Regions from separate parts of the Homo sapiens genome. Here region 1 is linked to region 2. Evidence: chromatin loops called from intact Hi-C (ENCODE). Cell type or tissue: sigmoid colon. All regions are shown on one strand. Each heading gives the region's core, and the rest is flanking DNA. Links, peaks and the distances in the headings are about the cores only.

Region 1 (16,331 bases), core at 3,608-11,607, 74 kb before region 2:
GAGTGAGCCTGTTAAAATGTTGGTCACGTCACTTCATTCTTCAGCTTGAAACTCTGCGATGGCAGTGTCTCATGCTGAGTCAAAGTCAAAGTCTATGCAAGGTGCAAGGGCCCTGCATGATCCACCTGCTAGCTGCCCCCATCTCCTCTCTGATTTTCTCTCCTACTACACTCGGTCCCCAGGCACATGGAACAGTGAGTCCATTAAACTTCTTTTTTATTTTTTAAATAAATTACCCAGTCTCAGGTATATCTTTATCAGCAGCATGAAAACAGACTAATACAAGCAAGCCCCTAGGGTTTGGCCTACTGTTGAATGTCGAGGCAGGTTCTTGGAGGGGCCCTGAGTGCTCTCCTGGCCTCTGGGACACTCACTCCCAGGTTAAGAATCTTATTCTGTCAGAGGGAAGTTGGAAAGCTAAGCAGTCATCTTTCCCAGACTCCTTTGCAGCTAGGATCTGGGCTATGAATGAGGTTCTATAGGTAAACATGCCCCCATGAGGTGGGGAAGGAGGAAGAGAGGTGGTAGCCACCGAGCTGCAGCTGGAGCGGCCCTAGCATCTGCTCACCAGGTTCACAGGTATGTGGCAATTCCAGTGGCAGCAGCAGCTTCCGCACATCTGAGTCATATCAACAGGCATGACCTTCCAAACCAAAGTCCAGGGGCTGCCCCTGACTGCCCTTCTCCAGCCCTCCCACAGTTTTGCAACCATCTAATTTTCAGTTTTAATTCATTTGCTGCTTAAAATTCATACAGTGCTTTCCATTTCCAGCATTGAATCCTTACAGCCAGTCCTGCTGCATCCTCTGGGCTCCCTGACCCCTCTCCCTGGCCACATCCTCTCCCTTCTCCCCCTCCACAGTCTGAATAATTCCTTCTGGCTGGAGGTGTGGGTGGAGATCATTCTTTATCCATCTACCCACACGCAATCCCCAGATCTATCATCCAGGTACCTGAGTACTTCCTGCCCTTTTGAAACTTCAAGTCTGGAGTCCCTCCCTTTCTGTTCTCAGCTATCTCTGTGCCCCTCTGGGCAGGAAGTCGCATCGTCTGCATGGGTTTGTTCTGAAGGTCCTGGAAGGATTCTCCCCAGCATTCCCATTCTCTAGACTGACCTTTTTCAAAAGCATGTTCTGTGCAAGGGGTGTGAATGGGATTCTTGGAAAACAGAACTCTACCAAGCAGGAAGCTGGTAGTGACTCAACGTTAAAGGGGCTTCTTTATAGCAGGACTTCTCAGAGCCTTTACTGTGGTAAGATAAACTGTGAAACCCCAAGAGGGATATCAGAGCACAGTGCTTGGCACAGCACTTCACACGTAGTGGTCTCTAAATTAACCACAGTCTTTGGTGACCAATTCGTGATTTTGATTCTCAATTGGGTTTAGCTTGGGTGGGATGAAGTGACACTTTTCTGTGTGCTTGAGAGTGGACAAAGCACAAGCTTTCCCTCTGGACAGGTCTGAGTGCAGATCACAGTTCCGCCGCTTACTGTGGAAAACTGACCTCGCCACTCTGAACCTCAGTTTCTTCTTCAGGGACAGGATACCTACCGCTCAGGAGGACTGAGTGGGTGAATGAAATGAAGTACACAGTGGTGCTGGATACACAGTAGCTAAGAGGGTGACCGTCGTCTGGAACCACAGCTCCTCTAATCACAGTCCAGCCCTCCGAGTTCAGCCAGGCTGACACAGTGAGGAGAGCGTGGGTGGGCCTGGCAGGCTGTGCAGGGAATCCCGAGGGACCCTTCTCCTGAATTCCAGTCGTGCCGGCGGGGCTCTTGGGTTTCAATACACAACATCACAGAGCTGCTCTGCTACCCGGACAAATTCCTATAATGGAAGGACTCAGAGATTCCCAAAGCCAATTTTCCACTCATGCTGCTGCTTCAGGTGGAAGGAGGCAGGGCCCCAGCTGGGGACTGGAGGACAAAACGGAAACAGGCTGATGTCACAAAGTAATAGTACAAACTAAGACCTATGACTACTCACTATGGGCCAGATACTGCTCTAGGCATTTTGCATTTTCTCATTTAATCCTCACAGCAAGCCAAAGAGGTAGGCGCTATTATCATTTCCGATGTGTAGGGGAGGAAGTTGAGGCTCACAGCCTCCCCTGGCAGCCTCCTCTGTGGTCTGCTGCCCCTGACTCTGAGCAAGCCCTGCCTCTCCCTGAGTCCATGATTGCTCCCACTAAATGTCCACCCCTTGGCCTTGGTTCCATGCTCGGAGTCCTCCTTGCTTCCCATGGCAATGTGGGAGGCCAAGTGGTTTCAGATTCCAGGGGTCTTGTCCCATCCAAAATTTCAGGGCCAAGGCAGCTTGAAACAGCCCAGAGAACTTGAACTTTGGAGTAGAAAGATGAGGCCTGAGTCTCAGAACCCCATTCATATGCTGTATAATGTGAGACAGGTCACTCCACTTCTCAGGGCCTTGGGGTATGACTAGGGACTGCCTTTGTCACTGGGGTGCCACACTGGTGTAGAGGCAGGTAACAAAAAGCCCAACTCAAAGTGGCCTAAAAAGCAACGAATTTCCATTTTCTCATATAAATAAAAGTCCAGAACTAGGGTGGGTAATTCACAGTTCAGCAGAGGCATCGAGGACCCAGGTACCTTTCATCTTTCTGTGTATCCATGTTTGCTTGCCTCATGGTGGCAAAATGGCTGCAGCAGCTCCAGGCAGAGCATACTCAAACAACAATGTTCATAGGCCTTCAAAGAGTGGGACTCTTCCCTTTGTTTTTTTTCTTTCAGACTGGGTCTCACTTTGTCACTCAGGCTGGGGTGCAGTGGTGCCATCATAGCTCACTGCAGCCTCAGTCTCCTAGGCTCAAATGCTTCTCCCACTTCCTAGCCTCCCAAGTAGCTGGGACTACAGGCATGCGCCACCATGCTGGACTGATTTTTTTAATTTTTAGTAGAAACAGGGTCTTCCTATGTTACTCAGGCTGGCCTCAAACTCCTGAGTTCAAGAAGTCCTCCTGCCTCGGCCTCCCAAAGCATAGGGATTACAGGCATGAGTCACCACATCCAACCTGCTTCTTTATAAGAGAGAGGAAAACCTCATTAGTACTGCCTTTGTACCTCATTGGCCAGATTTGCACACGCAGCCTGGCATCATGCTTGGTGTCTGAGCTTGCTAGAGCTGCTCTGACCAAGTCCCACAGCCTGGCTGGCTTAAACAACAGACATTTCCATCGTCACAGATCTGGAGGCCAGAAGTCTGAGATCAAGGTGTGAGCAGGGTTTGTTTCTTCTGCTGCCTCTCTCCTTGGCTTGTAGACAGTTGTCTCCATGCCATGCTTTCACACAGTCTTTCCTCTGTGCGGGTCCATGTCCCAGTCTCTTCTTCTAAGAACATAAGTCATATCGGATAAGGACCCATCCTAGTGGACTCATTTTAATGTATTATCTCTTTAAAGACCTTAACTCCAAATACAGTCAAATTCAGAGGTACTGGAGGTTAAGACTTCAGCATGAATTTGGGGAGGAGAGAATTCAGCCCCTCACACCTAGTAATAGCTCAATAAACATGAGCTATTAGTATTTGTGTTGGCATTTGAATTCACATTTATGTTTTTTAATTGTTGCATTCTCTGCCACTACAATGGAAATGGACTTATTTATTTATGAGATGGAATCTCACTCTGTCACCCAGGCTGGAGTGCAGTGGCACGACCTTGGCTCACTGCAATTTCCGTCTCCCGGGTTCAAGCGATTTTCCTGCCTCAGCCTCCCAAGTAGCTGGGATTACAGGCTCGCGCCACTGTGCCTGCTAATTTTTGTATTTTTAGTAGAGATGGGGTTTTGCCATGTTGGCCAGGCTGGTCTTGAACTCCTAACCTCAGGTGATCTGCCTGCCTCAGCCTCCCAAAGTGCTGGGATTACAGGTGTGAGCCACCGTGCCCGGCTGGAAATGGACATAACTGCTCTATCTAACCAAATTGTTTAAATTCAGTGGATGGCAGCCAGGACTGATGGATGGAAGGTACCAGAGCAGTTCCTTCCCTTCAGGGCCAGGCTATATCTTTGCTCTGAGCGACAGTGGGGTAGCTTCTTTTCAGTGATTCCCAAGAACCCAGAATTCCTCCTCACCTCAGTTTCTTAGAGGGAGAAGGCAAGGAGTGGAGGAAGAGGTGCAGCCAGGCTGGACTGAAGGGTCAGAGGTGCTTTTCACGGCCTTACCCTCAATGACCAAAAGCTAGCATTCATCCAATCATTCATTCAGCAAATATTTATTGAGTGCCTTGGGGTAGGCCAGCACTATTCTGGGTACTAGTGATTCGGTGGAACAAACAATGCCTCTGTCCTTGTGTTCATAATCTATTGAGGGGGACAGACAATGAAGAAACCAAAACTGATATCATATAACGTCAGCACTGTGATGAAAAGAGAAGCGGGGTAAGGGGATAGAAAATGGGAGCGGGGGCCAGGTGCAGTGACCCATGCCTGTAATCCCAGAACTTTGGGAGGCCAAGGTGAGAGGATCACTTGGGCCCAGGAGTTCCAGACCAGCCTGGGCAACATAGCAAGACTTTGTCTCTACAGAAAATATATTTTTCTTAAAAAATTAGCCAGGCATGGTGGTGCATGCACGCCTGTAGTCCCAGCTACCCAGGAGGCTGAGATGGGAGGACCTGAGCCCAGGAGGTTGAGGCTGCAGTGAGCTGTGATTGTGCCACTGCACTCCAGCCTGGGTGACAGAGTGAGACCCTGTCTCAAAGAAAAATGAAGAAAAGAAAAGAAAAAAAGAAAAAGAAAACAGGAGGGGAAAAAACAAAGGGGGAAAATAAAGAAAATGGGAGGGGGAGTGGTATTTAAACAGGGGGACCCAGGGCCCTCTAAGAGATGACACTTGAGCAGAGGCCGCAGGAAGTGAGGAGGGAGCCCCAGCTGCAGGACTGGGCTCCAGGCTGTGGGAACTACACACACAAGAGCCCCGGGAGGACAATTCACAGCCAGAAGCCAGAGTGGCTGGAAAGGAGTGAGCAAGGAGCAAAAGACTTTGGCTTTTACTTCTAGTGGGAAGGGAAACCACTGGACAGTTTTCAAAAGGAAATGTTGGGCCAGGCGCGGTGGCTCATGCCTGTAATCCCAGCACTTTGGGATGCCAAAGCAGGTGGATCACCTGAGGTCAGGAGTTTGAGACAAGCCTGACCAACATGGGGAAACACCACCTCTGCTAAAAATACAAAAATCAGCTGGGTTTGATGGCGCATACCTGTAATCCTAGCTACTCGGGACGCTGAGGCAGGATAATCGCTTGAACCCAGGAGGCAGAGGTTGCAGTGAGCTGAGATCGTGCCATTGCACTCCAGCCTGGACAACAAGAGCAAAACTTCGTTCCCCTCCCCCCTCAAAAAAAGGAAATCTCATGGTATGATTTAGGGTGGGCAGAATGGGAGGGCTCATACTTACAGGTGCTTGTAAGAATCAAGTGAGCTCATTCATAAAAAGACTTACATGAAGAGTACCTGGCACAAAGTAAGTGCTACGTGAGATTTTCTATCATTATGATTGTTATCCTCATTTTATGGAAGAAGAAACTGAGGCTTCAAGTGGTAACTAACTAGCCCAAGATCAATCACTGGTAAGGGGTGGAGCCAGTCTGTTACCAGAGCCTGGGCTCTGCATTGCTACAGATTGGAAGTCCCACAGACCCATGTCCAAATCTTGGCCCTGCCACTCATTAGCTGTGACCTTGAATGATTAACTTCTCATGGTTCTGTTTCTGCATCTATCAAATGGAGGCATGGCTGACAACCTCTAAGATGGTCCCAGTGACCCTGCCTCCTGGTGTTCATGGCCTTTTGTAATCCTCTCCACTGAGTCACTAACTTACTTCTAATCAATAGAATACAGCAATGTTGAGGATGTTACTTTGTATCTGCTTACGTTACAAAAGATTGTGAGTTCCACCTTGCTAGCAGACTCTACCACCTTCTGCTTGTGGACTTTGAAAAAGCAAGTGTGTGTGGGGGAGAGGCCCACGTGATGAAGAGTTAACAGCAGCCTCTGGCCACAGCCCAGAGATAACTGAATTCTGCCAACAACCACTGACTAAGCTGAGAAAGAGATCTTTTCCCATTCAAGCCTTCAGATGAGACCACAGCCCTTGCAGACGACTTGATTGCAGCCTTGTGAGAGACACTGAAGTAGAGGACCCTGTTAAGTCATGCCCAGGTTTCTCACCCACAGAAGTTGTGAGACAATAAATGAGTGCTGTCTTAAGCTACTAAGCTTTGGGGTGATTTGTTACACAGCAATAGATAACTAATACAGGGGTGATACTTGTGCCTGCAACTGACAGTCACTGGGGACAAACACAGTGTTTTGTGTAAAGTACGTAGCTCCATGCCTGGCCCCAAGTGAGTTCTGAATAAATGGTAGCTGTTTTAATTTTAATAATTAAGCCCTCCCAGAGGGCAGATGACAAGTCTGCTCTACCTGGACTCTGAGCCTGAACAATGCCTAGGGTTTGCTAAGATCTAGGTCCAGAAAGGCCAGGCTCAAACAGTTTGCTCTGAGGACAGGAACATCCCTGGGCCTTTCGCTTTGCTCCCCACATTCCAGGGCCTCTTAGTCATCCTGATGTCCATGTCATGGCAGATCCCATGTTTTGCACCCCAGTTTCACCCTTAGAGGGGCCCCAAAACTGGTGCTGCACCCTCCTTCCCATTTCCTGGCCACCTCTGGAAGGCCCCAGATTACCCCTCCCAGTCCAGGAGAGGAAGAGGTTGAAGGACGGGAAGAGGACACAGCCCAGCCAGAGGCTAGGAGTTGGGCTCGGCCAGGCCTCTCCTTCAAAGGCAGCCTCTCGATGTTGGAGGCATCCAGACAGCAAGCAGGCCCCAGGCACTGGCCCTGGCTACAGAGTTTCATCCTCAAAGCCAGAGCTGTCTCCTGCATAGCTGTTGGCATGGGACCCATCCCCACCCCACCTCCCCACCCCCCCACACACTGTGAGTCATCGACTCCATTAAGGCCTATGGCCATGACCATTTCTCTTGGAGATTAGCAGCCAGGCCCCCCCAACCCCTGCCTAGGGCCTGCCACTCTCTCAAAGGCAGGACACACCATAGCCAGGCACCTGGACTGTCCTCTGGCCTCCACCAGCACACACCCTGGGCATGCGATGGGGTCTCTTGGTGTCCTGCTCTCTCTCTCTGTCACATTGCCGTGTTGTCTAGCTCTCCCTCATCTCTCTGCTGTTTCTATCTCTGTTTCTTTCTCTCTCTCCCTCCCTCCCTGCCTCACCCCCACATCTCTCTTTCCCTGCCACTACTTCGATACTGCTATTACTGCATCACTCTCACTCTGCCCCCTCTCTTCAGGGAGACTTCCTCCCTACACCTCCCACTCCCTAAAGCTGCCTGTGCTTCCCTGTGTGACTCCTGAGCCTACCCCTCAGCCATCTCCACTGCCCATCTCCACTGCCATCTCCACTGCCCAAGTGCCATCTCCCCCGAGAAGCCCACTCTCAGTTCTTCCTCCTCCCTTACCCCAAACAGAATGCAGTCTCTCTCTACCTTTGGTCATATGATTTGTGGGTAGGATATCCATCCACTCCACTGCCTCATCTACTCCCATGCTAGCTCTGCCAGCCTCAAGGGCAGTGGCAAACACCAACCTGGCTCAGGTAGGTGTTCAGGAAACCTTGAAAAGGGAAAGAGAGACAGGGAAGAGAGAAGAGACACAGATAAGAAAGTAAAGATGCCAGATGAACTTATTGAGCACCTAGTGTATGCCAGGCACTGTTCTGGGTGCTGAAGAATTATCAGCTACCTCAGGTAGCAGGGGAAATGGATGTGAGTATGAAATTGTCGTTGTCATAAGTATCATAGAAAGAGAAGACCAGGGCTGTGGGAGGCCATGGGCCATGTTCCTTACACTGGATTTTGTGGGGGTGTTTGAGAAGGCTTCCCGGAGAATGTTGTTTCTAAGCTGGGACCTGAAGAATGAGTCAGGAAGGTGAAGAGGAAAGGTAGATGCAGTGGAAAGAAGGAGAAGAGGAAAGGTAGATGTGGTGGGCAGAAGGAACAGAGAATGGAAGGCTCAGAGGCAGGGAGGCAGGAGGAGTAGATGGATGGATGAGTGGGTGGGGGAACGAAGGTTTGGATGGATTCGGGGAGGACTGATCCAATGGGCAGGTGGGTCATTGCACAACCTGCTTGGCCAACTGCAGGGTCAGAGCAGCAGGCAGAGGGGAGGGTCCTGGGTCATGTCCTTGTCCTCTGTGTGGCCCTTTGATCATCTCCCAGGCAGACACTGATGACCCCTGTCCACCCCCTCAGCCACACAGCCCAGACCCTCTGGCCTCAGCCCCTTCTGATCCTCTCCTGGGGGTCCTGGAGATAGGGTTATTTGTAGATGATAACCTCCCTGCCCCACATCCCCTACCCCCCGACTCAGACACTTGCCTTTCTCTGGCCACTTCCTTCTATTCTTCTGCCCTGTGTGTGGAGGGGGAGGCAGCAGCCCTGGCTCCAGAGAAGCCTGCCCCTCCTTTCTTTCCTCCTTATCTCTCTCCTGGCCATGTTTCCTGCCCAAGGAGACAGAAATAAAAACGCAGGCCCTCCTGCAAGTGTTAGTGATTCTGGGAGCAGGGCTGTCAGGGTCTCCAGGGCAGGGGCCCCCATTCAGCCTGTTCCCATTGCCAGTGTGAGATGCCCAGATGTGGGGCACCCAGGCCTGGGATGCCCAGGCATGGAGTATCCAGGTATGTTGAATGCCCAGGCATGGGGCATCTACATGTGGGGTATCCAGGTGTAGGGGCTCCAGGTGTAGGGCTGGGGTGGAGATGATGGCGTATGGCATGGCTAAGAGCATGAGATTTGTCTGTGCCTGGCTCTGCATCCCTGGATGAGCCACAGTCTCCCTCAGTCTTGGTTTTCCCATCTGTGAAATAGGGCCCGTGGCAATGCACATCTCCCAGGGCTAGTGTGGGAATTAAGGGAGACGCTGGAAGTCACAACATGACTGAGGAGGTTTCACTTCTTTTATTAAGGCCAGACAGTTCCTTGAGGAGCGCTGTAGGGAGAGAAAGAGGGTGCTGGCCAGGCCTGCAGGACCTCTTGCAGGGCAGGGTGGGGGTGGGCTGGAGGGTGCATCTCCAACCTGCTGAGCTCAGGTCTGGCGCTCCCTCCCCTGGGCCTGGGGATTGCTGGGGAACACATGCCTCTGGCATCCTGCCTCTGGCTTCCAGGAAGGACTCGGCTCCAGGCTGCCTCCTCCTCCCTCCACTCCCACCCCTAACAGCCCCAGCATACACACACACACACACACACACACACACACACACACACAGCAGAGATGGAAGGATCTCCCTCCTACCATCCTCTTACAGAGAGTGGGGGAAAGGTCCACGGAGACCCCCAATCTCTACCCCTGGCTTGCACTAGGAGCCTGACATACCCCTTCCTAGCTAGGTGGCTCAGAGAGGACTAATGACCTTCTCGATTACTTTACAGAAGACCAGGAAGACTGGCATCAAAGGAGAGAGACTCAAATAGGGGGTTTCAGGCAGCAGGGGCATTTCTGAGTACTCACTGAGCATTTCTCCCTTGATGTCCTTCTCTCTCAATTTATTCATTCAACAAATGTTTTCAAGCAGGTACTATGTGCCACACACAGTGTGGCTACGGAAGAGACCAAAAATAGGACAGATCCTGGCTCTATTTTAGGAAACAGAAAACTAGCAGGTCAAGTTACCAATGATGGCTGTTGCAACAGGAATAAGTAGAGAGCTTGGATGGGAAATAAGGAGGTGACAGCTACTGTAGACAGGGAGGTCAGGCAGGCTCTCTCAAGAGGGGACATTTAGCAGGAGCCCCAGCCATACTTAAAGCCGAGGGTGACTGTTCCGGGCAGACGAAGTAGCAGTGGAGATGCAGTGTTGGGGAAAGAGTTCAGATTCAAAATGTCTTCACCCAGATCCCAGGTCTGCTTGAATTTGTTTCTCCTCCAGCCGTTACCTGTTTTCCAAGGTCATTCGAGGCTCCTCCTCACCCTGGACCCACAGCCTGTTTGTTGTGAGGCTGCTAATTCTGCCTCTGAAAGGGCTCTGCTGTCTTGCTCCCACCCACATCCCTGGCCTGGATTGTGGAGACGCACGCTCACTGGAGGCACACCCTTGCCTCACCCTCCCAGTTCACTCTCCTCCCTGCTCCCAGGGATTGTTCTAAAACCAACACCTTCATGGAGCTACTCCGCTCAAAAACCTCCCATGGCTCCCCATTGCCTACCCAGCCCAACCACACTGCTTGACCGTGCCTCTCTGGTTTCACAATCACAGCACAGCCTGCTTGTCCAGACCTATGTCCCCACCACCACCCCCTGCCTCTCACAGACCCTGAACCTTTCATGCTGCCTTGTCCTCCATGCCTTTGCTCATGCAGTTCCCCCGCCTGGAATGCCATTCCCTCGCTCCTCCACCATCTCTACCCCAGGCTTAGCTGTGGTGCTCTTGCTCTCTGCTCACTCCTCTGCTGCATATCCCAGCATGCCATATGTTCCTCTGTCTGAATCTGCGCCATGCTGTATAGACAGGGGGGTCTATGCATTGGCAACCCCCAGCTGGGATGCCTTTCTCATATTTGGGTCCCCAGTGCCACTGCAGGCCCAATGGACACGCGGGAAGGAAGTATAGCAGACTGCGTGGACTTAAGACAACTTCCGGTGAGGGTCCTGGCTCAGCCATTTCACCTCATCTGTAAAAAGGGGATAATGTTAGTACCTCTTATATCAGATTGTTGAGATGATTAAACGACACATTCAGTTGAGTGGCACTGCCCCCAGGGATGATTTGGAAATGAATGGGGGGCATTTTCGATTGTCACAAAGATAAGGTCAGGTGGGGAGTACCACTAAACTGAGCAGGTGGTGGGTCTGGGAAGGCAGGTGATTAGTTAAGAGGGAGATGGTCTTTGGGAGGCCGAGGTGGGTGGATCACCTGAGGTCAGGAGTTTGAGACCAGCCTGGCCAACATGGTGAAACCCCCGTCTCTACGAAAAACACAAAAATTAGCCTGGCATGTTGGCACGCACCTGTAGTCCCAGCTACTCAGGAGGCAGAGAATCGCTTGAACCCAGGAGGCAGATCATCGCTTGAACCCAGGAGGCGGAGGTTGCAGTGAGCTGAGATCGCACCACTGCACTCCAGTCTGGGTGAGTGAGACTGTCTCAAAAAAAAAAAAAAAAGTGGGATCATGCAGCCCAGTGAGGAACTGTCCCCACAAGCCACGTGACTTTCACACGCCCTGCTGGACATTCATGTAGGGAAGAAAATATGTTTATCATTATGTGAGTCTAGACTTTAGCTCTGCTTTACATGTAAATATAAAGCATTTTTCCACACTTTGAATATATACTGAATTTTCAAGGATGCAACTAAAGACAAAAACAAGAGAAGAGAACTCTATATTTAGTTTTATTCAGAACATGCCAAGAACTGCTCACAATTTTGGAAACGTGCATCTGACAGTGACATGATTAGAACGTTGGCTTCTCGGCTCAGTGCCCCACGTTCCTGTACATCTGTAGCTGTCCCCTTGATGGTGGTCCTGCGCAGGCTGCAAGCCCCTGACTGCTTCCTATGTCTTCCAGAGCAGCTGGGCCTGAGTGCTTACTTGTTCAAGTACAGTTTTTATTTTACGGGACATTCTTTATATTTCCTATTTATGTTACAGATAGGACATTGTATATGGTTATTTTTAAAAATCGTGCCTGTAGGTAGGTTACAACATCCATGGGGTTTATTTCAGAATATTAATGGGAATGTTATGCACCATCCACATAGAAAGAAGGTGTCAGGCATGTGAGGATCTGGAAGCAGGGTTGCAGAGTATTTATGAAGTGGTGAGAATTTAGACACTATTGCTAGGGACTTAACACACATTTGATGGGTGAGTGAATGAATGGATACAGGTTGGTGAAAGAAGCTCTCTAATGCCCCTTTTATTACCACTCACAGGTGAGCTAATGCTTGGGACTGCCTGGAACTATCTGCTCCCGGTTCTAGGACCTTCTATGAAGCGAGCTAAGCACAAGCCTTTCTTGGCTCCAGCAGCCAGTTGGCTTCTTGCTGGGTTGGGAAGCTGCTCAGGGCAACTTCATCCCTGCTTTGGAGGCCCACCTGGATATGAAGGCCCAGCCAGGATTAGATCCAGGCGGCTCTGGGATTTTTGCAACATTCGATAATAGGAGTGGAATTCCCGCCCAGGCCTGGTCAGGAGTGAGAGGAAGGGACAGTGTGATTCTAGGTGTCATATTCCTGCCTGCTGGGAATCAAAATCATCACATTTGCTTCAAGTTTATTTCATTTACATATTTTCTCGTTATAAGTAATACATGCTTGCTGCCCAAAGAACTCTAATTGGAGTAGGCGTGTGGACTTCTCTGTTCCATCTCCTGTTTCTTACTAACATAGAGAGCAAGTGCTTTCTTTGAACTGTTACTGATTTATAAATGACTTACCGTCATTTATTTGTTTTCAATTTGTTAAAAACTTTTCTCATGGAACGAACCTATGCATATGGTTAAAAAATAATAAAAAGTAAGTTTCTCTGTTCTCCTAAACACTCCAAGTTTGTTTTTCATTGTTATTTATTTAAAAAAAATTTTTAAGTGACAGGGTCTTGCCATGTTGTCCAGGCTGGACTTGAATTCCTGGGCTCAAGCAGTCCTCCTCCCACCTCAGCCTCCCAGGTAGCTGGGACCTCAGGCACGCATCACTGTGCCCAGCTTGTGTGTTTTTTTTTTTTTTTTTCACACTAAATCATAGAAAATACATTTCTGGCTGAGCTTGGTGGCTCACGCCTGTAGTCCCAGCATTTTGGGAGGCCGAGGCAGGAGGATTGCCTGAGCCCAGGAGTTTGAAACCTGCCTGGGCAACATCAAAAGACCTTGTCTCTAAAAAAAAAAAATACAAAAATTAGCCAGGCATGGTAGCACTCGCCTGTAGTCCCAGCTACTCGAGAGGCTGAGATGAGAGTATTGCTTGAGCCCAGGAGGTTGAGGCTGCAGTGAGCTATGATCATGCTACTACACTCCAACCTGGGTGACAGAGAGGGACCTTGTCTCAAAATCAATCAATCAATTAATTTAAAAAATACATTTCTGTTTCTTCATTTATCCACTCTAGGCACTGTCTACTAGTGACTCTCCATAAAAGGTGAGGAAATTAACAATCAGTCCCGAATGTTTGTTGACTATGTGATTTTATTTCATATTGGGAAGATTAACAACATTTACATTCTATTTTATTTCTATAACTATGATTGGTTGTCCAAAGTGACAGCTAATAACCAGCATTTTTGGTAACAGTGAATACTTACAAAGTCCTTAGCCATATCCTGGTGTTGTTCAGAGCACTTCACTCAGAGGCTAACTTGTTTAATCTTCACAACAACTCCAGGAGACAGCAACTGTTATTAACCCCATTATGTAGATGAGGAAACTGAGACATGGAAAAGTTAAGGAATTTGCTCAAGAAAGCTCAGCTTATACATGGCAGAGTGGGGACTGGAACCTCGGCCGGTCCCAGGGTCTGCGTTCTTAATCACCACATTGTACTACCTCTCTGGGACTATTTCAATATTACATTTTTCTGAAGCATGGCCGCACCCCTTAGATGACTTGAGCCTCTCTTCTTCCCGTGTTGCAGGTGGAGAAACATGGGGCTAAATGATGATCTTGAAAAGGGCCCTCACTCGTGAGCCTTCGCCATGTGCCAGTCACTATGCTGAGCACCTTGCAGGTGAGAACGTGATTAACCTCACGGTAAGCTCCCACGTGGGGCCCATTGCCATCCTCTTTTGCGGACGAGGTCACCGAGGGACACAGACTTTAAGTAATCAGAAGGGGAGAAGCCGGGTCTCACACCTGGGTTCATCTGGCTTCATGGAGCAGGCCCTGAATTAGGAGTCAGGCTATGAGCCATCACTCACTGTAGGCCCTGGGACAGGGAATCTAACCTGTCTGGGCTCTGGGTTCCCCAACGTAAGGGTTAAGCCAGTCCCACAGGGCCACCTGGCTCTAGGACTCTACGGCTCTGCTTGACCCCGCTTTGCTGGGTAAACACATGCCAGTCTCTCACTAGCCAGCCTTGGAAGCTTCAGCTCTGAGAGGGGGATAATAATGACCCTCCACATAAAACCATGGGAAGACTAAATGAGATGACCTGGGTCATGCCCTGAGGACATGATAATAATGAGGAGGAGGAGCAGGAGGAGTCAAACAGCAGGACCCTGTCCACCCCAGCCTGCTGCCCTGCCCTCTACGAGTCCCCCAGAGACAGCCTCCTTTCCCCACTCCTTCAGCTGAGGTGGGGCTGGAGATTCCAGCCTGTGGCTCCAGACCGTGGGAGGAAGTGAGAATGTCCTTTCTCATCAACTCTTGTTCTTCCAGGAGCTTCAGGTCCAGGCCTTGGGGGTCAGCAGGGCAAGCCTGAGCCCTGTGGTGCTGTGGGAAGACTTGGTTCAAGTGACACTGAGCCTGGGACAAAGTGCGGTTGATGGCTCTTGTTTTCCCTGGCCCTTCAGATTGCCTTTGGGAAACCACCCAACCCTCACTCCCCTCCACCCACGTGCATTGCATGGGGCTAATTCTACCCCAGGCCCTGACTCCAAGTATGATCACCTGATCCAGACCTGGCCAATCAGCCTGTTCTGTCCCCCAGGCCACAGTGATTTGTTTAGGGATGATCATGTGACCTACAGAAAGCTTCAGGATAGTGGCTTCCTTGGGTAGGGGAGGCTGATGGTCAGACAGGGAAGAAGCCCACAGACAGATGCAAGTGCTGGTTAATGTTCTGATTCTTGTGTTGGATGACCAGGTCTTGGGTGTTTATTTATATAAATAAACAGAGGAGAACCGTTTATGAACCTATGGCAAGAGGATGGCGTGAATAAGGGATCATGATTAATAGAATTCAGAGACAAAGGGAGAGAAAACAAACAAAAAACACCTCTGGAACTTGTTGGAGCTCTTGGAAAAGAAAAGCTGTGAGTGGATGTTCAAGAGGGTAACCTAGGGCCTCATGCATTGGGGCATTCAGAAGTTTCGTACTGGATCAAAAACAACGAATGAAGCCTGCAGTGCAGAGAAAACATTGTGATATGAGGGTAAGTAGGAAACACATCTAGACAGCAGCCCTGGCCCTAGGTCACACTGCAACACTGTAAGCATTATATCCCAGTGGGGACAAGGACTGAGGGGTCAGGGAGAACGAGGACAGTTAATTTACAGAGAAGCCCAGCTGGTGGGGGATTGTGATTTGGTTTCGTTTTCCATTAACGTGGTTTGTGCGGCGCAGGTATGCAAAGGCGGCCCCACGTGAGTGAAGCACGCACCGTGTGCACCACTCAGCATCGTCACACATCCTGACATCCTGACAGGAGTCCTGTGGGCCTTTTGTGATGCCCAATTTATAGACAAGGAAGTCAAGGCCTAGTGCAGCAGAACATGCTGCAGTAGGGCCGGGAATTGAACTCAGATCTGCCCGCCTCTCAGCCTTCCCCTGTGGGAAGCCCTCTCAGGTTGGAGGACTGTGAGGCAACTTCTTTTGCAGGCCCAGCACATGCTGTGGAGCTGGTGCAGACACCTGGTTTCTGCATCTTGGGATCTCACACCCTCAGGCTGGGGGAAGCAGGGGAGGAGGCTGGTAGGTTGTGGGGGAAAAGATTTTAACTCTTTTATATCCCCCCACCTCAGTCTCCACTCAGGCAACCCCATCCCAACGTCTGCCCAGTCCAGGTGAGAGCTTGAGACTTGGCACTGGCTCAGAACCAAGGGCAGACCCTGAACAGGGGCATCCGGGCAGAGCCCCTACCCCCCATGCACTCCCTGCCCTCCCCAGCTCCCAACTCGGGGCCCCTTCCCTAGCCCCCAGCCCAGGGCCTGCTGCAGCTCCCCACTCATCACCTGAAGTGGGATTGACTACCCCCACCCCAAAGAGGGCAGCACGTGCGGCAGCCCTGATGGGAGAAGCAGACGGGCGGCCTGATGGAGCTCTGGAGAGGGAGGTGTTGAGTGAGGTGGGAGGGGATTGAGGCCGGCAGAACTAATGGCATTAACAGGCCCTCAGGGTGGACAGGGCTAAGCTCTCATCCTGGGGCCCTGGAAGCAGATAAAATGTGGGACTAGATGCTGGAACATATGCCCTGTGAGTCCTGCCTTCTTCACTTAAGCCACGCAGTGTCCTTGTGCAGGCAGGGGTTAGCTATGACATTAATAATCATAAAAAGACCAGTGGTCACTGCCATCTGCTGATCCTTATCAGGCACAGTTGTAAGGGCTGCTCCTGCCTGGTCTCAGGCTTTGCAAGGTCTCTCTG
Region 2 (16,331 bases), core at 4,832-12,831:
TTAAAAACTGTCAGTTACCATCTCTTCAAATATTGCCTCTTCCCCATACTTTCCCTCTTCTCTTTCTAGTATTCTGACTGAACATGTCAGATCTCTATCCTCCACATCTTTTACTTTTCTTTTCTACTTTCCAACTCTTTTTCACTTTGAACTATATTCAGGATAATTTCTGCAGTTTCGCCTTATATTTTACTAATTCTGTCTCCACAGGTATGTACTCTTATTTGACCATACATACTTTGAATTCTGCCATTTCAATGACTGTATTTCCCAGTTCTAGAAGTTTCATTTGGCAGGGTGTGATGGCTCATGCCTGTAATCCCAGCACTTTGGGAGGCTGAGGCAGGTGGATCACCTGCGGTCAGGAATTCGAGACTAGCCTGGCCAACATGGTGAAACGCCATCTCTGCTAAAAATACAAAAAATTAGCCAGGCCTGGTGGCAGGCGCCTGTAATCCCAGCTACTCAGGAGGCTGAGGCTGGAGAATCATTTGAGCCCTGGAGGCAGAGGTTGCAGTGAGCCAAGATAGGGCCATTGCACTCCAGCCTGGACAACAAAAGCGAAACTCCATCTGAAAAAAATAAATAAATAAAAGTTTCATTTGATTAATTTCCAAATCCATTTTGTTGTACAAGCTCTGGTTACTTGTTCATATTTTCAAGCTTCTCTTATTTTTGAAACATCCTATATTTTGCATCCAATTTCAATGTCACACGTCTTTTCTGGTCTGATTCTCCTGTCTGTTGTTTATGCTGACTCTCATTCCTGGTATTTCATTTCTTTGTGTGTTTTATAATTTTTCTATTGAGACCTCTTATTTCCTGGAACATTATCTGTAGGAGTCTTTACAATTACATCCCTCCAGAGAGAGTTTATATTTGATCCTGCACATCATGTTTGAGCATTACCAACCTGGGACTACATGAAACTGAAATCTCTACTGGAAGTTTACTGATGCACATAGGTAGCACCAATTCAGGTGCAAAGGCACATCAGGGCTGGCTTATGCTTCTGCATTCTCATTGTAGACATTTTTCCTCTTCCACAGGATGTCATGCTTAAGATGGATACATTTCCTTGCTTCCCCTCTGTGCAGTGGAGTTACTTATGCTTTTTTTTTTTTTTTTTTTTAGGTGGTGTTTCGCTCTTGTCACCCAGGCTGGAGTGCAATGGCTTGATCTCGACTCTCTGCAAACTCCACCTCCCGGGCTCAAGCAATTCTCCTGCCTCAGCCTCCCGAATAGCTGGAATTACAGGCGTGTACCACCACCACACCCAGCTAATTTTTTTTTTTTGTATATTTATTAGAGACGGGGTTTCACTATGTTGATCAGGCTGGTCTCGAACTCCTGACTTCAGGTGATCCACCCACCTCAGCCTCCCAAAGTGCTGGGATTACAGGTGTGAGCCACCACACCCGGCTGGAGTTATTTATTCTTTACCCTTACACTAGGAATTGAGTTCTGTAAGATCCCAATTTCATGAGGAATTCTCTTATAGACCCTCCACCTTGAGCAAGCCACATAACTCTTACTACTATTATGTGATTTTTGGTGGTGGTGATGTGTGTAGGTGTGGGTTTTGTGAAGCACCTGGCAAGACTAATGTTCTGAGGGACACCCTTGAAGTGTTGGTTCATTGGCACCTGCTGGGGCAGCCCAGGTGATCTTCCAGAGATCAGACAGAGATCTTGGGCAGGGCAGATTACAGCAGACCCTGCTGCCTTCTGATCTCCCTGGAGGAATGGGAGGAAGGCTTTCCTCCTCCCAATGCCAAGCCAACCAACCTTCAGCATTCTGAATTCTGGGGCTCCAGACCCCAGGTGCTGGGGGATAGAGATTGATGGCCTGGTTGTATTTCAAGGTTGTTCCTGAATAAAACCTCCATTCAGGTATTTATTTGGGAAGAAGAGAGAAGAGCCAGTGCTGGGAGTTGGGATTGCGCCTTTGGCCACAATGAGGAGGAAAAATCGCTGCAATCAAAGTGAGGAGGAGTGCTTAGAATTTCCACGGGCAGCAAGGTCCAAGGCCCACTCCCACGTGGCCCCCCACACCGCGGGATGGCTGCTGTGATCCCAGGAAATGGGTGTTGACCTCACAGCTTGACAGCATTGGTGAAAAGTCCTTGTCTTTCAGCTAACCCTGACAGCAAAGGACCAGCCATTTAGTTTTGAAATGGACCTTGAGGAATTCGGAGTGAACACCCCACAGGCAACCGAGATGGACTGAAGGTCCCCTTGTAAGTGGAGCAGGGGCTTGCGGTGCATGGTGTCTTTGAAGCCTCACACCCGCTCACTCGCCCCCGGAGGCAGGTCCTATTATCATCCGAGATGAAGCTGAAAGAGATAAAGTCCCTTGTCCAGGGCCACCCTGCTGGTGAGGGGAAGAGCCTCAGTGTGCATTGGGGTACGTCTGGCTGGGTCTCCAGGACTATAACTGCTCGAGCTGAGCAGCCTCCAGCTGGGGAAGCATCAGACCAGATCCCACCCACCAGGAAGCCTGGGGTGGGGGGAGGATCTTCATGTTGGTCCCAGGGCACAGCCCCTCCCCCACCCAGGATGTGTCATTCTCACAGGGGCAGCCAGGGGTGAAGGGTAAGCCGGCCGGGGGCGGGGTGGGACCAGGGAGGGTGACGTCACCGCCGGGCTTAGTAATGCTTTGGCAGAGCCTGAAGCTCCCACCTTGGGAGGGAGGGGAAGGAGGAGGGGCATCGCTGGAGCCAGCATCCAGGAGGCTGCCAAGTCGGTGATCAGGGACGGGCACCCTGCCAGGAGCACCCCAGACCAGGCCTCCTGGGAAGGGGGGGACTCTGGGAGAGGAGAGACACTCTTGGTGTGCTGGGAGGGGACCCTGCAAAGCGGTGTCTGTATCAGATTGAGTGCAGAGTGATCCTCGGACTGTCTGTCCATCTGACTGGCAAGGCTGGCGGCCAGCCATCCCCTGATCAATGCCCAACTGTCTGACCGCCTGACCGTTGAGTCCCGTCACTGGCAGATGGACTGCCTGACTGATTTACATGACTGATGCTTGGAGGAGCCATGAAGGATGGGCCAAATCTCTGTCCACATCCGTGAGACCCTGGGCTACCCTCTGAACCTGATGCCACCTCTTATAAACACCCAGGGTCAAGCGAAAGAAGAGAGAAAATTAGCATCTACTGAGGTTTATCAAATACCCAGCCTTGGGCCAGATGCTGGAGGGACACAGCCAAATCTGACAGGGACCCGCCCTCAGGAGCCCACATTCTAGTAGGGGAGACAGAGTCACAGCCGTAATGACAGAAACCAGTGCATTAGATAAGCAAAATCAGGCGAAAGGGAAAACAGCTTTATTCTTGTCACCCAACATTTTTATTTTTTATTTTTTTTTACTTTTTATGATTCCTTCTCCGGTGGAAGTTCATCCCCCCATTCCTGGATGAAAACTCGGGCAGCCCCACAAGTTTTCTGCCCCCGGTTAGGTGATAAAAATTCTTAGGTCACTTTAAATTGCAAATACAGAGTCAGGTTGGCATTAAAAGTGTCTGGTCCGAGGTAGTAACTGCATCTTTGAACTTGGTTCAAAGCTAACCCTTCTTTCTGCCCTTGCTGCCCTCTGCAGGCAGCAAGCTGGAGAAGGGGCTTGGACCTACTTTGCCCCTGCACATGCCCTTGCTCCATGCCCCTCTTCCCGCATGTTGCTACAGACTGAGCACCCCTAATTCAAAAATTCAAAATCTGAAATGCTCCAAAATTCAAAACTTTTTGAGTACCCATGGCATGACACTACGAGTGTAGAATATTCCACCTAACCTCTGCTTTCTGATGGTTCAATATGCACAAACTTGGTTTCATGCACAAAGTTATTTCAAATAGTGTAGAAATTACCTCCAGACTATGTGTGGAAGATGCATATGAAACATAAATAAATTTTGTGTTTAAGGCTTGGGTCCCATTCCCAAGATATCCTATCATGTATCTGTAAATATTCCCAAATCCAAAAATATCCCAGATCTTGTCCGGGCACGGCGGCTAATGCCTGTAATCCCAGCACTTCGGGAAGCTGAGGTGGGTGGATCACTTGAGGCTAGGAGTTCGAGATCAGCCTGGCCAACATGGTGAAACCCCATCTTTACTAAAAAACACAAAAATTAGCCGAGCGTGATGGCGTATGCCTGTAATCCCAGCTACTTGGGAGGCTGAGGCTGGAGAATCACTTGAACCTGGGAGGTGGAGGTTGCAGTGAGTTGAGAATGTGCCGCTGCACGCCAGCCTGGGCAACAATAGTGAAACTCTGTCTAAAATATATATATATATATATATCCCAAATCTAAAACACTTCTGGTCCAGACATTTTGGATAAGGGACACTCACTCTGTATTTGCAGTTCCGGGGCTGCCAGGGCATAGCCCAGAAGGGAGAGGAGTCGGGAAGGAAAGGTTTTGTCTCACCGGTCCTGTTGTGGGATGGCTTCTGCTCACAGGGCCCGGCAGGGGGCAGGGCTGACTCTGTGGATTCTTCTGGACGCCTCCTTCCTGTCCCGGGAGGCTTTGGCTGCACTTCCCACACCGTGGGCCAGGGGCATCCTGTAGGTGGCTGCTGCCCGCTCTAACCCTGGCTTTCCATGCCCACCCCACACTCATGCTCTGCTGTAGCCCTTCCCAGATTTACTTGTCCACATAATTCTGAAGAGGAGGAGGAGGAAGAGCTGTGTTTTGTCAAAGTTCTTGGCAGACCAGGCCCATGTTTGAACCCCAGAAAATATACTTGTTTTCTGCACTCTGTTGAACTCTGGGGAATCCCAGCCAATCCCACCTCAGATCTATCTTCTGTTTATTCCTAGCAGATAGCAGCCCCTTGCTGGCCTTTTTAGATTTTCCTGGTGGGAGCCAACTTTGTCTAGGCTTCTGCATCCCCAACTCACTGGAGACACACGTTACCATCTTCTCATAATCCACTGGGACGCTCTAACCAAGCCATGAGAGGGGCAGGCATTTCCAAAACAGCCCCTCATAGGGGCTGGAAATCTAAGCATCCCCAGATCTCCCTCCAAAGAAATCCTTTTGACCAAACGTCTCCTTCTCTCTAGTCACTTGAGCTTCTGATACCCTCAACAGTCGGGCCATTAGCCTGTTCTCGGCCCAAGCTTCCACCATGGCTCTTATTCCATGATAGGACCCCTCATTTCCCCCCAGCTGCATTCCTTCCCCAGGGTCCCCAAGCCCAGGAAATACAGGCTTCAGCATACTCAGCGGCTCAAGCTGTATCTTGGCGTCTTTGCTGACTCTTGCAGTCTAACCCCAGTGTGCCCTTTTGCTCTGGATTTGCCCATCTCACACCTCTCAGCCTTGGCACTTGCTGTGTCCCCTGCCTTCTCTCTCCTCCAGGGCCTGGCGAATGTGGCTCACCTTTGGCTGTCCAGGGTGGCTCTCGGTCTCCTGATTGCAAATCCTTCCTGTCTCCCAAAATAGCCTGAACTCTAAGGTTGTGGAAGTGCTGCCCTCTCCGGAGCTCTGGGGAGGCTCCCTGGGTCCTACAGATCTGAGTTTCATCTGACAACACATATATGGGCACGCTGGAACTCACCCATTCATTTGCTGAGCACCTATTACATGCCAGGCACTGAGCTAGGCACTCAGGATACAGTAGTAAAGAATCAATAACATCCCTGTACACACTCAGGAGCCCCCACAGCATATATGTGGACACACACACACACACGCACACATGCACACGCACACAGACATAAACAAAGACCCCAGTTTACAACAGGTTTCCTGGGGGCTGGACTTCATAAGGCCTAAGTTCATAGTCAATATGTAACAATAAAATGTCCCTCTTGGCCAGGCGAAGTGGCTCATGCCTGTAATCCTAGCACTTTGGGAGGCCAAGGCGGGCAGATCACCTGAGGTCGGGAGTTCAAGACCAGCTTGATCAATATGGAGAAACCTCGTCTCTACTAAAAATACAAAATTAGCTTGGCATGGTGGTGCATGCCTGTAATCCCAGCTGCTCGGGAGGCTGAGGCAGGAGAATCGCTTGAACCTGGGAGGTGGAGGTTGCAGTGAGCCGAGATCGTGCCATTGCACTCCAGCCTGGGCAACAATAGTGAAACTCTGTCTCAAAAAAAAAAAAAAAAAAAAAAAAAGTCCCTCTTGCTGCCTTCTCTCCCCGCGCCTGTGCTGGGCCGAAAACAGGAAAATGGCCCGCCTGTGCTCAGGAGGTGGGAGGCAGTGAGATGGGCATTGTATGTTCCAAATGGCCTCACTGAGTTCTAGTCCTAATACCTGCCATGCGACTCCAGACTGGCCACCCCTCCTCTGGATCATGATAGAAATGGCAGATGCTGCTGACCATCATCGACCCCTCTTTCTTCTCCTTCCCCCAGCCCTTCTAGGCTGGGGCAGCTCTCCTTCCAGAGCGTAAGGTGCCACCTCCAGGCAAGGCCCACTGGGCTAATCCCAGGCCTGAGGTTTTGTCCTGACTGGGCCTCCTTTAGAAAGTGCTGCCCCCCATTTCCTCCTAAGCAGAGTGGACAGAGGACATCATGCTCAGGGTGTCCTTTCCCCCAGGGGCATCCTGATTCATAGGACCCTTGTCACACACTGGGGCTGCAGCCACCTTCCTCCAACTTCTAGAGGTGGTCATTGTGAGGTTGGAGGCTGGAGCCCCATCCTTTTGGGCCACTGGTGGCAACACCCCTCCACCTCTCCTCTTCCTTCCCTGGAAGACTGGCACCCATCCTCGACACTGCCTCCATGCCTCCTCCTTCAGGAAGCCTGCCAGGTCTCTCTTCTATCTCAGACTGGAGGAACCCCGGCCCAACCCTCTGAGACATGTAAGCAGTATATTCACTTTTCTCCTCTCCAAGCTTTGCTCTAAGCCAGCACTTCTCAAACTGCCCGTGTATCTGAATCAACCGAGGTACTTTTAAAAGCCCAGATTTCCGGCCAGGTGTGGTGGGTTACACCTGTAATCCCAGCACTTTGGGAGGCCGAGGTGGGCGGATCACCTGAGGTCGGGAGTTCAAGACCAGCCTGACCAACATGGAGAAACCCCATCTCTACTAAAAATACAAAATTAGCCTCGCGTGGTGGTGCATGCTTGTAATCCTAGCTACTCAAGAGGCTGAGGCAGGAGAATTGCTTGAACCTGGAGGTTGTGGCGGAGGTTGTGGTGAGCTGAGATGGTGCCATTGCCCTCCAGCCTGGGCAAGAACTGGGCAAGAAGAGCGAAACTCTGTCTCAAAATAAAATAAAAAAAAAGCCCTGATTTCCAGAGCACCCCCGCCCCGACCCAAAGAACAAGAATCTCCAGGGCTGGGGCCCCAGAATCTGGATTTCTAGCAGAAGGCACAGATGATTATTAGGTCAGACAAGTACGGGACTCCTCTCTAAAAGAACTCAATGTTGCCTGAGTTCTCTTCTGCATCCCATTATTTCATTCTGCTACTGACAATGGGGCCCGTTATATTCATTCATTCATTTATCCAACAAATATGCATTAAATGCTCATTATATGCCAGGCACATGCTCCAAGCTGGGGACAGGGCAAGGAATGAACCAGAAGCCCTCCCTGCCCTCGAGGAACTTAGGGTTCAGCAGAGAAGACACAGACTTCAACCAGCAATGATCATTGACTATCAGGAGAGCGCCTTTTGGGGGGAAAATGCCCATTGGGCATGGAGAGCTTGCTCCACATCCACAGAATTTCTTTCTTTTTTGTAATTACTCAAAAAGGCTTCATTTTGTTTTTCTTTAGCTTTCTGAACTAAACACGCTGTGCTTGTTGTGCCTTCAACACTTTCCCAACAATTTCCTGCTCCACCATAAGGAAAGCACATCGACTCCTTTCCCAGACACATTCAGCACGTGCGGGACCACCATGGGCCTTGCTGATGTGTGTTTTCATTTTAGACAACCTCATAAGAACTGCGGATTCTGCCTGGGCACACACCACATGCAGATTTCAGTGCCTTCCAGACCATCTTGGCATAAAAGTAAACAATTCTATTGCCAGGGACTCAGGACACCGAATTTTGTTAGAGGCTGTATCATAGGAAAGCCTACAACGGTGTGTTACACGCTGGGCCATGCTGACTGCCTAAACTCCAGACATCTTTTAAAAACCTGACAGCTTTTCTAAGCCTGAACCTGTGCTAAATCACTTAGTCCTGGAAACAACCCTATGTGGTTGGGACCATTATTATGCTCATTTCCCAGAGGAGGGACTAAAAGAGAGGGCAGAGTCTGGATTTGAACCCTTGGACCAGGCATTTGCACAGGGGAGGCCCTCCCCACAGAGAGGGCGGCAGGAGGGCAAGGCCACCTCTGTCATTGGGGCCATGGTCTGGGGAGCTCCCTGAAGGCAGATCTGAGGGAGGAGAAGGAGTTAGGTGGAAGAAAAAAGGGAGATTGTTCCAGGAACCAGAGGAGCACAGCTCATTGATGATGGAGATATGGCAGAGGAGTTTAGGGCACTAGGAGACCCCAGGGGTCAGCAACTTCATCCAGGGCATCAAGCAAGCCAGTGTGGAGCATGACCTGACCTGCAGCCCATGAATCGGGCAGGGCGTCTGTGCATTTGCGGGTATGACCCACCCTGAGAAAGGAGGCTGGTAGCCACGAGGCTGAGCCCCTGGACTGGGAGTCAGGGTTGCTGAGTCCAAACCTTTTGTGGTCACTCACTCACCCTGACCCTGGGCAAGTTACTTAACCTCGCTAAGAATTCAGGTCTTAGGGTTATTGTGGGAATAGCTAAGATCATGTGTGCAAATTGCTGAACACTTAATAAATTCATATTGGTGTCTGTGTGGTTATGTGGCTCTGAGAATATTTCTGTTCAGTTTCAAGATGAGGAGACGGAGGTCCAGAGAGGCAGGTGATTGGTCTAAGGTTTCTCAGCCAGTAAGGGCCTCCAGGGCAGGGATATTTCCAGCACCCAACTTGCCCCAGGGGAAGGCAACCATGTGTGATTGCAGGATAGTGGGTTCCCTCAGTGCCTAAAAGACCCCCAGGCCTCTCAGCCTTTCACCTCTGTATCCTCCTGCTCCCACACACCGGTGAGGGCTCCATGCAGCTAGACTCTGGTCAGGACATCTGGGTGGGGGCCTGCTTCCAGTCTGAAAGAGGAACCCTGGGTCAGGGGTGGGCTCTGGGACCCTTGAGAGACCTGTGGCTAAGCCCCAACTCCAGAGACGTGATGGCCCTGGGAGGAGAAGACAGCCTGGGTGGACTCTCCCTGAATTTCCCATTTGTAAACAGTGCAGCCGGGGAGGGGTAGGGCCCAGTGCCCAGTGCCTGGTGGTGGAAGATGGCAGAGGTCCAGCAGCTAAGCAGAGGGGCGGGTGGGGATGAGCGATGGCTGTGGCTGTCAGCTGCGGACACAAGCGAAGCAGGCTGGAGCCTGTGGCTATTTCTCCTCCCTCCAGGACATGCGACCTCCTTGGCCAGCTCACAGCATTACCCAGAGCTTGAGCCTGAGCACCATGCCCAGCCCAGGAGCCAGCCAGCTCTGAGAGTCAGAGGACATTTTCCAACAGCCCCACTAGCCTTTCTCCTCTCCACATTCCAGCCCCCTACCTGCCAGACACAGAGCCCAGGGGAAGTTTCAAAATCCCTTTTTTAAAAAAGCCACAGCTGTGGTGATAGAGCAAGAAGAGACCCTGTCTGAATTCAGCCAAACCTAGAGTTGAATCTTGTTTTGGTCACTTATAGTTAAGTGACCTCAAGGTGGCCACTTCACCTCTCTGGAACCTCAGAGTTTTTTCGGCTGTAAAGTGGGGATAATCCCAATGACCCTTGTGTTGGTGCTACATGGGCTGAGTGAGAACACACCATAGGGACCCAGAAAATGTGTCATGAAAGACAGAACACTCTGAAATTAGCACATAGCAGGCCCTCTGTAAATATTTACTGATTAAATAGCAGGTGGGATCAAAAAGAAATAAATTATCCCTTCATCTGTGTCTTTTGTCTTTCCCTCCAGAAGCCCAAGGGAATTAGAGGCATTGACTGGGGGTGAGAGAAGAACAGGGTGAGACAGGGCATAATTCTTGGGGACGGAAGGCTGAGAACATTCTTAATGATGTCAGCTCCCGTGTGCAGAATACATTACAGTCTCTCAAGTGATGCTGATTCTCTCTGACATTAAGGCTCCTCTGGAAGGGAGATTCAGACACCGAGCCCATGAAGACAGATTTTAGGTTCTCATCTGATCTCTGTCTCTTACTGTTCAGCAACCTTAGACCAGACTCATGTCTCCTCTGAGCCTCTGTTTTCTTATCTATAAAGTGTGCATCCAAATACCAACTCTCAGGGCTATTGTGAGGATTAAATGAGTCAGGGGACTCATGCAATGTATGTCAAGTGCTTAGTGCTGGGCCTGGTGTCCAATAGGCCTTCAGCAAATGGTAGCTGTCATTATGATTACCTATCCTATCAGTTAGCTATTGCTGTGTAATAAACTAACCCCAAATTTAGGGCCCGAAACAACCACCATTTGTTTAGCTCATGATTCTGTGTGTGTGTCAGCCATTTAGGTTGGGCTCAGCTAGGTGGCTCATCTGGTCTTCTCTTGCGTCTGAAGTTGGCTGCAGGTAGGGTGGTGGTTCTGCTTCTGGGGGTAAGTTGGCTGTCATCTGGGATGATGGAGTACTGACCCACTTGCCTCTCATGCTCCAGCAGGCTAATTTGGGCTTCTTCATGAGGCAGTGGCAGGTTTTGAGAGAGTGAGGCAGAGAGAGAGAAGAAGTGGGGAGAAGTGTGCAAAACTCCTTGAGACTTAGGATTATAATTGACACACTGTGTTTTCCCCCACATTCCATTAGCCAAAGAAGGTCACACGACCAGCCATCAGAGAGGTGCTAGCTGTATAGTCATGTTGCAGAGAGCATAGATACAGGGAGGGGAATACATGTGACTATTTTTGCAAACAATGACCACATGCAACTAATTAGGGGACATCTGAGACAGAACCAAGTCCCTCAATTCCCAGTGCCATGACTCCCACCCTAGATGCTCACTCTGCCCTGTGACACTGGCAGGAAAGCTGGTTGCTCTCCCACGTGGCTTTCCCACTCCATTCTCCATTCCCCAGTCCCAGCCAGGCTGCCACCTTCACATTCCTTTTCTGAAGGAGATGGAAACCAGACTCCATATGGGACCAGGCACAGGCATCCCACACATGGAGTCATGGGGGTCTGATGACCTGCATCCCCCATAGACCGATGCAGGATGGAGTCCTTGCCCTGCTCAGTCCTCAGAGGAAGGAAATACACACAGCCCACCTGGACAACCCCTCTGCCCCAGCTGTCTGTTAAATAAACTCATTAAGCAATCCCTGACGAGGCATTTTAGATCATCACAAGCTACAGATAGTTTCCGTTGGCCTCTTGGAAAAGGTTTTCCTGACCACATAGACAGGAGGCCCAGATCAGTTCCCCTTGTGGGTAGGGGGTGCCTGGTTCTCATTTGCATTCACACTGTGATTGGTTCCCGTGCATCCTCTTGAACTCTGGGCCAGTCAGCCCATGGGACTGGATTCATTCCTCCATGTCCTGGTGGAGTGGCAGCCTCCACAGTGCCCCGGGCAATGAGGACATCAAGGGACAACAGCCAGCCTGGGGACCGGCTTGTCTTACCTTGTGCACTTCCTGGCAGGTAGAGACAGGGCCTTGATCACCTTTGCTGTCCTCTCTGTCCCTGACATGGGGCGCTTTTTCTGCTGTTTTTGTGTTTTTTTCCCTGTGCCTCCCCCACAACTGGACTGTCAGCTCCACAAACTTGTTTACCTTGGTGACCCCTGATTCCTTCCACAGTGCCTGGCATAGAGTGGGTGCCTGATAAATCCTTATTGCATAGATTGATGGAGGAAAAGTTGGGTTTAGTGGACTTGTGCCTCCTTAGAAAAGGCCTACTCCTCTCCTCTTTTTATGAACCAGGGGTCTTCATTCCCATTGGCCTTGAGAACTATTGGAAAGCACACAGAGTCACAGGCCCCAGGGGCCAACCCCAGTTTCTTCAGTCACTGTGACTCTGGACCTGAAGGTGGATTTGTGAATCCAATGTGAATGACTCCTGGATTGTGTAGTTGGTCAGGGCTATGGCAAACAGCTTAGCTTTTCCAAGTTTTGGTTTCCACACTGTAAAGGGGTGGGGGGAGCAAGTGTGTCTACACTGTTGGGGTGTCAGGGTTAAAGCTTAATACTAAATCCTTGGTGGCTGCTGTGACGATGATGATGATTGGGAAGGAGACAGGGTCCCATGGCTGCTGGGGTCCACCATGCCCTCCGCAGTGGCTGCCTGCACTTTCCTCTTGCTGCCCTGCTCCCTCTTTGCCTGCTGCGAGTCCTACCTCACCCCAAAGGGTCAGCCCTGCTCATCTTCCTAGCTCCCCCAGCTGCAGTCCTGCTCATAGCATTATTCTTACTCCCACTCTGTTCCTCCCCTCTGTGGGCTCCCTTGGGTTTAGAGCCTGCCCCTCTGGGGAAGGGCCTTGATATGGTTGGGCTCTGTGTCCCCACCCAAATCTCATCTTGAATTGTACTCCCATAATTCCCATGTGTTGTGGGAGGGATCCAGTGGGAGATAAGTGAATCATGGGGCGGTTTCTCCCACACTGTTCTTGTGGTAGTGAATAAGTCACAGGAGATCTGATGGTTTTATGAGGGGTAACCCCTTTTGCTTGGCTCTCATTCTGTCTTCTCTTGTCTACCACCATGTGAGACGTGCGTTTTGCCTTCTTCCATTATTATGAGGCCTCCCCAGCTACGTGGAACTGTGAGTCCATTAAAACCCTTTCTTTTGTAAATTGCCCAGTCTTGGGTATGTCTTTATCAGCAGGGTGAAAATGGACTAATACAGGCCTCTCTCCTTCCATTTTACCAGACCCCCACTGACCCACCAAGTGGGTTCCTCGACAGCTTCCCCATGGAAAGAACTCAGACACCACCCCAAGCGCCTGAGTCCTCTATGAACCAGGACCAAGAGGATTGGGTGCTGGGATCACAGGGCCCCTGTCACCCTGGAAGCCCCAAGCTGGGCTCACCCAGGTGTGTGATGCAAGGGCAGAGGATGGACCCCTCCACTCCTATCAGCTGCCACTAACATCCCTTCCCGCCCACTCAGTCCTCCAAGAGGCTGCTGGAGACTCTCCAGCTCTCTCCTTCCACTCCCCACCTCCACACAGCCCCTCTGCACTCCCAGCTGTTCTGGCTGGCCGCCCCTCTGCCCCCAGCATCCTGCAGGAAGCCCACTCCTATCCCAGGGGCTACTGCTTAAAGCATCTGAGGTCACTTGGGGAGAGGCACTTGGCTCTGGGCCTGACATTCCCCTTGCTCAGAAGGCAGGTGCTGGGGAAATGATGTCAGATGGGACAGCTGGGGGCCGGGGTGCTCACAGCTCAGATGTCCTCTAATGGCCCTCCTACCTGCTCACCTTCCCACTAGGCAAGAGGCTGAGTACAGGTCTTACCTGCCCCAGCCCCAGCCCCTTGGGCCAATCAGCCATCCCTGCCCCGGAGGCACCAAGGCCCAAAGTCCTCCCGTGGGCCTCATTCCTACTCAGGGAAGGTATCCCCCAGAGGATGGGAAACCTCCCCTTGAAGCTGGGGCCAGTCCTGGAATGGGCTGCTTGGGGAATGAGCTCACTGTGTACGTGACCGCATTTGGCTCCCACAACAGCACTGGGAGTGAGGAATGAGAGTCCCCATTTTCCCGATAAGACTAAGAGAGGTGAAGTTGCACAGCCTGTCACGTCCAGTGGCAGCTGCTCTGATTCTATTTGATTTCAGTTGGGAAGGGGATTGCCAGGGCAATGGCTGATTCCTGCACTGTGGCAGGGGCGATGAGCACTTCCTCCTACTTTCCTGTTTGTTCGACGCGCTGTTCATTCTACTTCCTTCCACAGGAAGGGGCCTTGGATGGGCCCCAGGGATCCCACAGCAGCACTTGGCTCAGACTGTGCTGTCAGCAGTCGGCAGTGTGTGCTGGTACGTACCTGTGTACGTGTGGCAGGGTGTGCTGTGTGCATGCGTGTGCTGTGTGTGCACGTGTGTCCTGGTGCATCAGTTGTGTGCAAGAGTCTCTACACTCATCAGAATGCAGGTGCCATGTGGGCAGGGGGTTTGTGTGTGTTCACTGCTGTGTTCCTAAGATCCTAGAACTGTGCTTCACAAATAGTCTGTGCCATTAAGTATTCATGGGATGAATGAATGAATAAATGAATAAACCTTAGCCTACAGCCTCTAAAGACCCCAGAGAACAGCCAGACATTTGCCCCGAGGCAGCGTAGCAACCTGGGTCTCTGTCCTTCTGCAGGGGAGAAAGGCGATGGGAGCGCTGGCCCAGGAGATGCCTGTTGGCTAGATGCTCCAGCGTCACCAGTGTGCCCCTCCACCCGGCTGCTCTCAGCCTGGGGGACCTGCTCACCTGGAAGATCATCTGGGGCAGAGGCTGGAGGCAGCTCTGCTAGGAGACAGGATGGTGATCAGCGGCAGAGGGGGCTCTGCAGTGTAGGCCCGGGAAGGCCAGGCAGGAAGACACTTGGCTTTCCCTGTTCACTACGGGCCACCCATGGCTTAGTCTCAGGGAAGAAGAGCTAGGGTTCCTCCCAGCTGGGAATGGACTGAGCCCTCAGGGGCCTTCAGGGCCTCGAGTGTGTGCGTGTGAGAGAGTGCATGCATGTATGTGCACATGTATCAGGCTGCCATTCACCAGTACTCACCCAGCCAGCCATACCAGTTATTATGAATAAAATGGAGAAATATTTCCACACCAGTTGAAAATTCCCCCCCAGCTCAATCTCTCAGAGCTCCTGCACCTCCCGCCAATCCATACGTAAGGATCCCATTCCAGCTCAGGCCTGACTTCCATACCTATTGGTCAGTGGCCATGCCAATCAGTGCCCCCCAAAGTCCAGCTCCCTGAACACATCCTAGGCACTGTCTCTAACCTCCCACGGGAGCCCAAAGAGCAACCCTTTGCTCCAGCCATTCTTCCTGGCTGCCCCAGGGAGCTGTGGGTGGGCACTGCCAAGGAGCACCCTTGTACTCTCCTCCACATGGTACCCATGTGCCAGTCCTTTGGGCCTGTCAGGGCCCTTGGCAGGAGAGATGGCAGCCCACAGAGGGCCCAGGGAGGGCAGCTGGAAGGTGTGGAAGCCCCAGATGGGCATGGGACAGATTAGTGGCTGCAGGGACGATTCTGAGTGTTAGACATGGGTCTATGTTCCCTCCCTCCCAAAACCTCACAGGCTGGGAGTAAGTGGGTTGCTGAAACTGGGTGCTCCCCAGGAGGTTGAAATGAGGAACCCAGCAGGCTCAGAGCTCACAGTGACCAGATTTCACAAAAGCGAGGGTCAGAGCCTCACACTACACACGTCCTGGGGCTGTTCTGGGAAATCTGGAAGGGCAGGAGCCAGTGGAGCCAGGAGGATGGTCTTTGAAGTCAGATACGTGGGGTTCAAATCCTGGCTCTGGCCCCTTCCAGCTGTGAGCTCTGGGCAGGATGGACGTGTCAGAGGAAGCAGCCCACCCCTTCGCTAACTTCTGACGTTTTCTCAGTCCTCTATTTTGCAAACAGCTTTGAGCCCACCCTCAGCCTGCCAGGCCCCGTGTCGCACAGGAAGATGGAGATGCAGCTGGACTCAAACTCAGGTCCCCTTGCTCCCAGTGAGAAAGCATTTATGAAAAGACACCCAACAGCTCTCTGCTACCCTTCCTGAGGGTGGAAGCTGTGGGGGGCCAGGGAAGTCAGGCCAGGTGGAACCATCGACATTTTCCTCTCCTGCCCCCATCCCAGAGGGAGGCGACCAAGGCCACAGAGGGACCCACAGCCGACCCCACCGCTGACACCTCCTCAGCTGCCACATTCGCTGAGAGGTCATCACGTGGCTTGGGACAGACATTACTCCAGGTCTGAAAATCTTCCGGAATCAACGCAAAGGGGTGCAAATAGGCAGATTCCTTGTCCCCACCCTAGATCTGCAGCGCCAGAATCCTTGAGCCTTGGAATCTGCATTTTCACAAGTGCTTCCACTGGAGTGGGACGCTGGCAGGCCCCGCGTTGGCGAAACTGGGAGTAACCACGGAACCTTTGGGCTCTGCCGGGCTCCTAGGCTGAGGCTGCAGCGCCGCCTGGTGGTCCCTGCTGAAACACCACTCTAGCCGCCGCCCCGCCTGGCCCCACTGCAGGGAGGCAAGAGTTCCCCTCCCCACTGGCTCCAGAAATGAGAGAAGGTGGGGCAAGTGCCCTCTGGACTTCATGACGCCGGGCAAGGGGCATGCTGGGGCTCAGTCGTCAGAGCCGTGCACAAGTAAGAGCAAGCTTCTTTTTCTTTTTCTCTCTCTCTCTCT

What was found. Hi-C counts contacts between places; a loop is a spot of excess contacts. Peaks named below come from ENCODE experiments on the same cell type or tissue, not always from the same donor. Only the 100,000 strongest peaks of a DNase experiment are listed, where the experiment ranks them.
Region 1: it touches region 2 in a loop (4-fold over the local background); 12 of 110 quality-filtered maps call a loop at or near these places.

The regions. Positions count from the first base shown.
Region 1 is chr11:44,693,644-44,709,974 of GRCh38, reverse strand. It overlaps LINC02704 (long intergenic non-protein coding RNA 2704), which reads left to right and starts at 8,616. Exons shown (of 3, transcript XR_931234.3): 1 at 8,616-8,718; 2 at 13,662-13,754. RefSeq lists enhancers at 482-776, 425-1,624 and a silencer at 482-776. In sigmoid colon, for the core only: no CTCF peak of the experiment used is centred there; DNase peaks (open chromatin) are centred at 6,844 and 9,185.
Region 2 is chr11:44,621,098-44,637,428 of GRCh38, reverse strand. It overlaps the pseudogene RPL34P22. Among named protein-coding and RNA genes, the nearest start is that of CD82-AS1, 24 kb to the right of the region's middle. RefSeq lists enhancers at 1,521-2,309, 8,967-9,026. In sigmoid colon, for the core only: no CTCF peak of the experiment used is centred there; a DNase peak (open chromatin) is centred at 9,288.